Linked DNA regions of Homo sapiens: region 2 is linked to region 1. A link is a contact called in ENCODE POLR2A ChIA-PET data. All regions are on one chromosome and are shown on one strand. Each heading gives the region's core, a stretch centred on a gene start or an enhancer-like site at or near the end of the contact. The rest is flanking DNA. Distances are from core to core; before and after follow the strand shown. Region 1 has its middle 4.6 kb from the start of MTIF3. Region 2 has its middle 14 kb from the start of PDX1.

Region 1 (4,291 bases), core at 1,241-3,740:
ATGAACTTTCTCTTTCAATGAATATATTGGTGATTTGCTCTGATGAAGGAATAATGGAAATATCCCGTCCCTCTCTTTGCCTGTTAGCTTTCCAAGTCCTCCCACTTTTCCCCAACGCCGAGGGGACCTTCCAAAACAGGATTGTATGTGAGATTTACTTGCTTAGCCCAAGGTCATTGAGGTACAACATATCTGATCCACAAAAGAATCAGTCTGTGGGTGATTTCTTTAAAAAGTTATGAACACTGGGCTGCGTCTTTATAATGCCACAATGACTAACAATTCATTTAAAAATCTAATACTAATAAAAATCCTGGTGGTGGTTGTTTTTTTGTTTTGTTTGTTTGTTTTTTGAGACGGAGTCTCACTCTGCTGCCGAGGCTGGAGTGCAGTGGCACCGTGTCGGCTCTGCAACCTCCGCCTCCTGGATTCAAGCAGTTCTCCTGCCTCAGCCTCCCAAGTAGCTGGGATTATAGGCACCCACTACCACGCCTGGCTAGTTTTTATATTTTTAGTACAGACGGGATTTCACCATGTTGGCCAGGCTGGTCTCGAACTCCTGACCTCAGGTAATCCACCTGCCTCGGCCCCAAAAAGTGCTGGGATTACAGGCATGAGCCACCATGCCCAGTCAAAATCTTGGGTTTATTTTGAAGATACGAAGCATCTTCAAACTTTAAAGCCCATGTGGGTTCAGATATTCAGCATATTCTTTAACAAATAATTGTTCATAGATTAGATACTCCTCCCTCTCCAGATTATAAACTCTTACCTGGGCAGTTTTGCTAAAATTGGGGGAATTTAAGTCTATTATGTGTGAGATCCTATGTAGTGCCAACTAAATGTAGCTGAGAGCAGTTATCTTAAACAGCAGCAACTCTGTCATTACAAGGCCAGTTTAATAGCCAAAAGGGTCCATGCTCTCCTTAGTTGATGTTTACAGACTTGTCAAGAGTCATAGAAACAAGGCATGCAAGAGGCTTTGGCTGAGTGTTAGGTAACTCGTTCAAAGCTTCCTGAAGATACTGTCAGCCCAATATTGTGTGTCTATTATTGTCTGTTAGAAACTATTAAAGCCGAAAGCCTTCTTATGAAATCTCTACCATTTTCCTCAGGCAGGACTATAATTAATCCATTCCAAACATGTAAAACATCTCTATATTTAAAACAAGCCAAAACAAAACTCGAGGCCAGGAGATTTAGCTTCTCATTTCAATGTTTTATAAGACGGGAGTCTTTTCCTTTACATAACCTAAATCCATCATGTTGCTACTTAGTCTGGTTCTGCAGTAGAGCTGGAGAACATCTGGTGACCACATCTGTGTTATAACCCTTTGTGTGCTCTCAAACTATTTGCTAGATTCAAAATAAATTTCCTTACCATGAGTGAGATTTCCCATAACATTAGACTCCAGATTAATCATTTCTCTTGTCAGAATATGATGGCCTCAGTTATTAAAACGTGGTGGTTGTGAATCAGCAAAATGTCTAAAATGAATGACATATTGTAATAAAGTTTTAAAAACTTTCATATCTGCCAAATAAAAATATTTGTATATGGAAGATCCACTTCTGTGAAAAGTCTCTTGTGCAACTGCAGAAGCAGAAAATAGGTTCAGAAGTTTCATTTGGAACACAACAGAGACATGTCTTTCCATTTCAGAGGTGTTGAGTTTTGAGGTGATTCAGTTAACTTTGATCGTTTTGAAACAATGAAAATAATTTCTATTACCATCATAGGACATCATGCAGAACAACAAAGAGCTAGTACAAAGTGTACCATGCTGACTGTTGTGTAGATAAAGCAAAACAGTACCAAATGATTAGTTAGCATTTTACATTTAGAATGCAACCCAGCCGGGCACAGTGTCTCATGCCTGTAACCCCAGGACTTTGGGAGACCGAGGCAAGCAGATCATGAGGTCAGGAGTTCAAGACCAGCGTGGCCAACATGACGAAACCCCATCTCTACTAAAAATACAAAAAAAAAAAAAAAAAAGAAAAAAGATTAGCTGGGCATGGTGGTGTGTGCCTGTAGTCCCAGCTACTTGAGAGGCGGAGGCAGGAGAATCCCTTGAACCAGGGAGGCGGAGGTTGCAGTGAGCCAAGATTGCGCCACTGCACTCCAGCCTGGATGACAGAGGGAGACTCCATCTCAAAACAAAAAAAAAAAAGAATGCAACCCTATACTATTTTTAAACACCTATGTGAGACGTAGTTACAAGGCTGTTTAAGGAGGGGAGGACTGACAGCAAATAGAATGTTTGTGATAAAATAAATTTGTGCTCTCACAGTTTCCCATCTTTGAGGCAAATGGAATTAAAGGCAAATTATTCCATTTTTGAAAGTTCCTCAAATGTGGAATTTCAGATGTTTACTGTATAGGGAAGTAGACTTTCAACTGTACATTGGAGTCATTGTTTTGCTGCTTTTTCACCTTGCAAGTTGCTAGGTTCTGCTGCAAAGATTTTTAAAGCCTGCTTTGTTAGCAGCCTAGGACACATCCATGACCTTACCAAAGTGAAAGTGAAAGCTCTTAGTTTTTCTTTTTTTTTTTTTTTGCAACAGTAAATCTACTAATTTTACAGTCAGTTGAACAGCAATAGATTAATTTGTGTAAAGTCTGCATTCACAAAGAAAATCTAAACTTCAGTGGCTTGAATGCCTGAAACTGCAGTGTGATATTTGAAGGGTAGACACTCTTACAAACTTGCCCAAGAAGGATGCAGGCAGTTCACTGTCACCTGCTTCTCGGCACAGGTGCTGACCCCTCGGTCGACTCGGGGCCTCCTGATGGGGTAGCAGGAAGGCTGGGCCTTTGTGTGCTACAGAGAACGCTTTTCCAATAACTGGGCTAGTTCTCTCCAGCAGCCACAGGAAACAGAAGAAAGAAGAGGTTAAGGGCCGCCACGAGGGTCAGAATGGGTTAAATTTAGTTAACATCAGAGGTTATAGCTTTTAACAAGAGCTTCAAGAAAACTTATTCGAAGATGCAATTTGTTTCTTCTTTGTCCACTGTTATTTTTTTCCCCCTATTGATAGTGACAGCTTAACAAAGTTTTTATATGCTAAAGGTTTTCATCCCTTAGAGAATAAAGAACTGTGTTCCTAAAAAGAGATGCAGGTGGAAAACTTCATAAAGCTTCCATGATTTCCAAATTGGGAGCTTTGAAATAGGCTCCCTGCTTGGCTAAGTCAAAAATAATCTGTGAAAAAAAAACCTCTATTGGAAATGGAGGAACGCTCCAGCAGTCAGATGCAGAGCTCCAACTTCTAGAAGATTCTTTGTGTGAATTTTTCTCTCGGCCATCCTAGTAAACTTTTCCCAGTTATTCAAAATTATCAAAGCGGCCTTCTCTGTAGGTGCATTTCTTCAAATTTAGAACATAATACTGGGCAGGACTAGTTGTTTATTGCATTTCTATGTAAGCAAAGAAAGATAGCCATAGATTTCTGCGTATGTCCTTTATGCCCGCTCTTAAAATTCTGTTACTCTGCAGTTTCTGTTCAAGAACTGAACTGTTACGGAAATTGGGCTTTCAAAAGAGAGTCATGTAAATTCTAGCGCTTCAACTGGAAATGTATGATTACCTAGGACTGATACTCAGTGTCGCGCATCATACTAAGGCCTTATGTGTTTTTCAGCTGCATTTCTCTGATAAATACGAGGCTTAGCTTTTGAATGAGTTTAATCATTTATTTAGCTGAGATTTTCAAATGCTGAACTTGGGTTTTCAGAGCCATGTTTCTACCTGACGGTCAGCAAGGAAAATGTAATCTACACATCTAAGTGCTGAACTATAATCTGCATTTGAAAATGTGTTTGTTTCAGGTATGGTGAGGACTCATTTAAGTATTATTTGGGAAATAAGATGTTTTATATAAGGCAATCTTCCAGATACCCTAAGCTTACCTCTCAAATCAATACAAACTTCTATATTTTTACCATTATGAATGAAAGTATTTTATATAATGTATTACAAACATTCTTGCTTTCTGAAGTATGGTATGATATTTTTTAAGAACTAGGAGTATCAGTCCAGGCATGATGGCTCAATGCCTGTAATCCCAGCAATTTGAGAGGCCGAGGCAGGCAGATCATTTGAGGTCAGAAGTTCAAGCCCAGCCTGACCAACATGGTGAAACCCCATCTCTACTAAAAATACCAAAAAATTAGCCAGACCTGGTGGCGCATGCCTGTAGCCCCAGCTACTCAGGAGGCTGAGGCAGGAGAATGGCATGAACCTGGGAGGCGGAGGTTGCGGTGAGCCGAGATTGTGCCACTGCACTC
Region 2 (4,291 bases), core at 1,021-3,520, 480 kb after region 1:
GCCATTGCACTCCAGCCTGGGCTACAAGAGTGAAACTCTGCCTCAAAAAAAAAAAAAAAAATCATAGTCCTGATGTTTCATTAAAATTATTTCCTCTGTAAATGAGATCCCATGGCTTTTGAAAGCATAAATAGCTCTAACTTTAAGCAGTATTCTATCATTCAACTTCAAGTTGAACACCTTGGAGTCCTTCCCTGAACATAGAGCATATAGAAACCTTAAATATATGCCATATCATCAGCACGCATTCAAGATTCTTGTCTACATTGTGGAATACTCTGAAATCTCACTTCTAATGATAATTACACATCTAAAAAGCGTAAAGAACCTGATCTGATCATCACACATAATATGGAGTAAAACATCACTATGTACCCCATGTATATGTACAAGTAATACTTGTCAATTTAAAAAAATTTATGTGTAACAATATTTTTGCTGCTAATTATTTACATCATTGAATAAATTCTATCTCTCCTCTTTCAGAATTCTCAATGAGCCTGATTTCCAAAAGGTATGACATTTTGAAAGTAATTTCTCTTATTTACATATGCTCTTAGAAAATTCAGAAGTCCCACACTTCTAAATCTGTCTGGAAATACTGCTGATTTGAAATCGACATATTACATGGAATTATTTCCACTTCATAGTTCTAGAAACAAACAAAAAAAAATGTACAAAATAAGGCCGGGCACTGTGGCTCATGCCTATAATCTCAGCACTTTGGGAGGCCGAGGTGGGTGGATCACAAGGTCAGGAGTTTGAGACCAGCCTGGCCAATATGGTGAAACCCGGAAACCCCGTCTCTACTAAAAATACAAAAATTAGCCAGGCCTAGTGGCAGGTGCCTATAGTCCCAGCTACTTGGGAGGCTGAGGCAGGAGAATCACTTGAACCTGGGAGGCAGAGGTTGCAGTGAGCCAAGATCACATCACTGCACTCCAGCCTGGGCCACAGATTGAGATTCTGTCTCAAAAAACAAAAACAAAAGTACAAAATAGAGTTGGGCAAGGTGGCTCATGCCTGTAATCCTAGCACTTTGAAAGGCTGAGGAGAGAGGATTGCTTGAGCCTAGGAGTTTAGGACTATGATTGTAGTGAGCTATGATTGTGCCAATACACTCCAGCTTGGGTGACAGAGCAATACCTTGTCTCTAAATAAAGCATTTTTAAATGTTCAAAATAATCTCTAAGAAATAAACAATTGGCCAGCAGGGTGGCTAATGCCTGTAATCCCAGCACTTTGGGAGGCCGAGGTGGGCGGATCACTTGAGGTCAGGAGTTTGGGACCAGCCTGAGCAACATGGTGAAACCCTGTCTCCACTAAAAACACAAAAATTAGTCAGGCGTGGTGGCGAGCACCTGTAGTCCCTGCTAGCAGGGAGGCTGAGGCAGGAGAATTGCTTGAACCCGGAGAGGTTGCAGTGAGCCGAGATCGCACCACTGCACTCCAGCCTGGGCAACAAGAGCCACACTCCATCTCAAAAAATAATAAATACATACATAAATAAATAAATATAAAATATTATATAATTGGATTTATTGCAATCAATGAACATGTGGTTTATTTTTATTTAATATTGAAAGACTACGTTTCTAGGCCAGAAGGACAGGAGAGTGGATAATTTCTCCTGTGGATGATTGGGCCTTTCCACAGAAACACAAACAGAGATTGTATAAAGCACAAGGCATTATTCATGCTACCCTTTGTCCTCCAGTCCAGTGGAGGAGAAAAGGAACAATCCCTGGCCAAATGTGCAAATTGAAAGTGCTGTTTTTCACTACCTTGGGCAGGGTTTAGCTTCCGGTTTTGTGTTCCCTATTTACTGCCCTTCTGAACTAGGGCAAATAACTTGATCCATTTGAGCTTGTCTACTCCCCTGTGAATTAGGGATAATCCCATCTCATGTGACTATTGTGAGAGTTAAGTAAGATAAGGTATGTGAAGAGCACATACTTGGGTGAGTGGAAACCTTTATTTTTATTTATTAGGTACAAGGTCTCACTCTGTTGCCCAGGCTTGAGTGCAGTGGTGTGGTCCTATCATCTCACTGTAGCCTCAAACCCTGGGCTCAAAGCAATCTTCCCACCTCAGCCCCACAAGTAGCTGAGACTACAGGCCAGTACCACCAAGCCCAGCTTTTTACATTTTTTTTTTAGACATAGGGATCTTGCTAAGTTACCCAGGCTAGTCTCAAACTCCTGGGCTTGAGCAATCCCCTTGCCTTAGCCTCCTGTGGCTGGGATTGCAGGTGACAGCCACCTCACCTGGCTGAGTGCCACCTCACCTGGCTGAGTGGAGCCCTTTAGAAGGATGTGGTTTTTCCAGAAGCTGAGGTCTTTCTTGCCCTACTAAATCACAGACAGCTCTTTGCTCAATGGACCTCAGGGAAGGCAACAACTGCCACACCAATTGAATGTATGCCCTTTTCCCTGGAGCCCTGGAGTCCTCCCTCAGATGGGGACAGCTAGGTCTTGTCCTGGCTCTTCACAAGAGAATTTCTGGACTGCAAAGTCACATTGAAGTTGACCAGGTAGGAGCAAAAATAAGCTACCACTGTATAAAGCAGAGAGGCAAAAGCCAGCTGTACTGACTGAAGTCACACGTCAAACAGCATTGATACCCACATGCAACTAGCTTTACTTGTAAGGCACAAGCATTTCAGCCAATTTAAGGATAGTCTGATGACCAAAGATAGAAAGTCTCTTGACAAACTAGAATTTTTTTAAGGATCTCTAGGCCTCCGCTCAAAGAATAGGAGATTGTTCTAAGACCTTCTTAATAAGTCATTTCCCTAGATGTTACTATATTGATTAGTATTAATACATATTTATATATAGATGTATTATGTATAATATATATTTATATAATACATATTATTATAAATAATATATATTGATGCATATTGACATGATTAATACATATTTATATATAAATGTATTATGTATAATATATATTTATATAATACATATTATTATACGTAATATATATTGATACTAATCAATATAGTAACATCTAGGGAAATGACTTATTAAGAAGGTCTTGGAACTGTCTCCTATTCTTTGAGGAGGGGCTAGAGATCCCTAAAAATTCCTACTATGTATTATACATAATACATATAATATGTAATATTCTATTGTGTATTATATATATTATATATAATATATTATATATTATGTATTGTATATAATATATTATGTATTATATATTATATGTATTATGTATTATATATGTATTATATATAATGTATTATGTGTTATATATTATGTATTATATATATTATATGTGTAATATATATTTATGTATATATATTTATATATAAATGCATTATGTATAATATATATTTATATAATACATATTATACAAAATATATAGATACATATTGATATGATTAATACATATTTATATATAAATGTATTATGTATAATATATTTATATAATACATATTATTATACATAATATATATTGATACTAATCAATATAGTAACATCTAAGGAAATGACTTACTAAGAAGGTCTTGGAACAATCTCCTATTCTTTGAGGGGGGGTCTAGATAATATGTTATATATTTTGTATTATATATAATACATAATATGTTATATATTATGTATTATATATAATACATAATATGTTATATATTATGTATAATATATTATATATTATGTATTATATATAATACATAATATATTATGTATTATGTATAATATATTATATGTGTAATATATTTATGTATATATAATACATATATTATATATTATATATTATATGTATAATATATTATAAGTATAATATATATTATATGTATAATTTATGTATAATATATATTATACATAAATATGTATAATATATATTATACATAAATATGTATAATATATATGTAATTATATATATTATATGTATATTATATTATATATATGTATATTATATGTAATTATATATATTATATATGCATATAATATATGTGTAATTATATAATATTATGTAAATATATATTACACATAAATATATATTATACATAAATATATATTATACATATAATATATATTATACATAATTATGTATAATATATATTATATGTATAATATATATTATATATTTTCAAAAAGTAGGTTGCAACTGATTAGTCAATAAAGTCAAGTTAGCCAGGCTCGGTGGTTCACACCTGTAATCCCAGCACTTTGGGAGGCCGAGGCACTTAAGGTCAGGAGTTCGAGACCAGCCTGGCCAACATGGTGAAACCCCGTCTCCACAAAAAATACGAAAAAAATTACCCGGGCGTAGTGGCGCGCCC

What was found. ChIA-PET counts read pairs that join two places held with the same protein, here RNA polymerase II (POLR2A).
Region 2: POLR2A ChIA-PET joins it to region 1 with 15 read pairs in IMR-90. The contact joins two enhancer-like sites. POLR2A ChIA-PET finds 5 or more read pairs at or near these places in 3 of 52 experiments (GM12878, IMR-90 and activated CD4-positive, alpha-beta T cell).

The regions. Positions count from the first base shown.
Region 1 is chr13:27,452,986-27,457,276 of GRCh38, forward strand. No RefSeq gene overlaps it. Among named protein-coding and RNA genes, the nearest start is that of MTIF3, 4.6 kb to the left of the region's middle. RefSeq lists an enhancer at 2,668-2,787. Within about 2 kb of position 2,491, at least 6 of the 41 ENCODE cell types and tissues checked have a DNase peak (open chromatin) inside an H3K27ac peak, as active enhancers do.
Region 2 is chr13:27,931,526-27,935,816 of GRCh38, forward strand. No RefSeq gene overlaps it. Among named protein-coding and RNA genes, the nearest start is that of PDX1, 14 kb to the left of the region's middle. Within about 2 kb of position 2,271, at least 2 of the 41 ENCODE cell types and tissues checked have a DNase peak (open chromatin) inside an H3K27ac peak, as active enhancers do.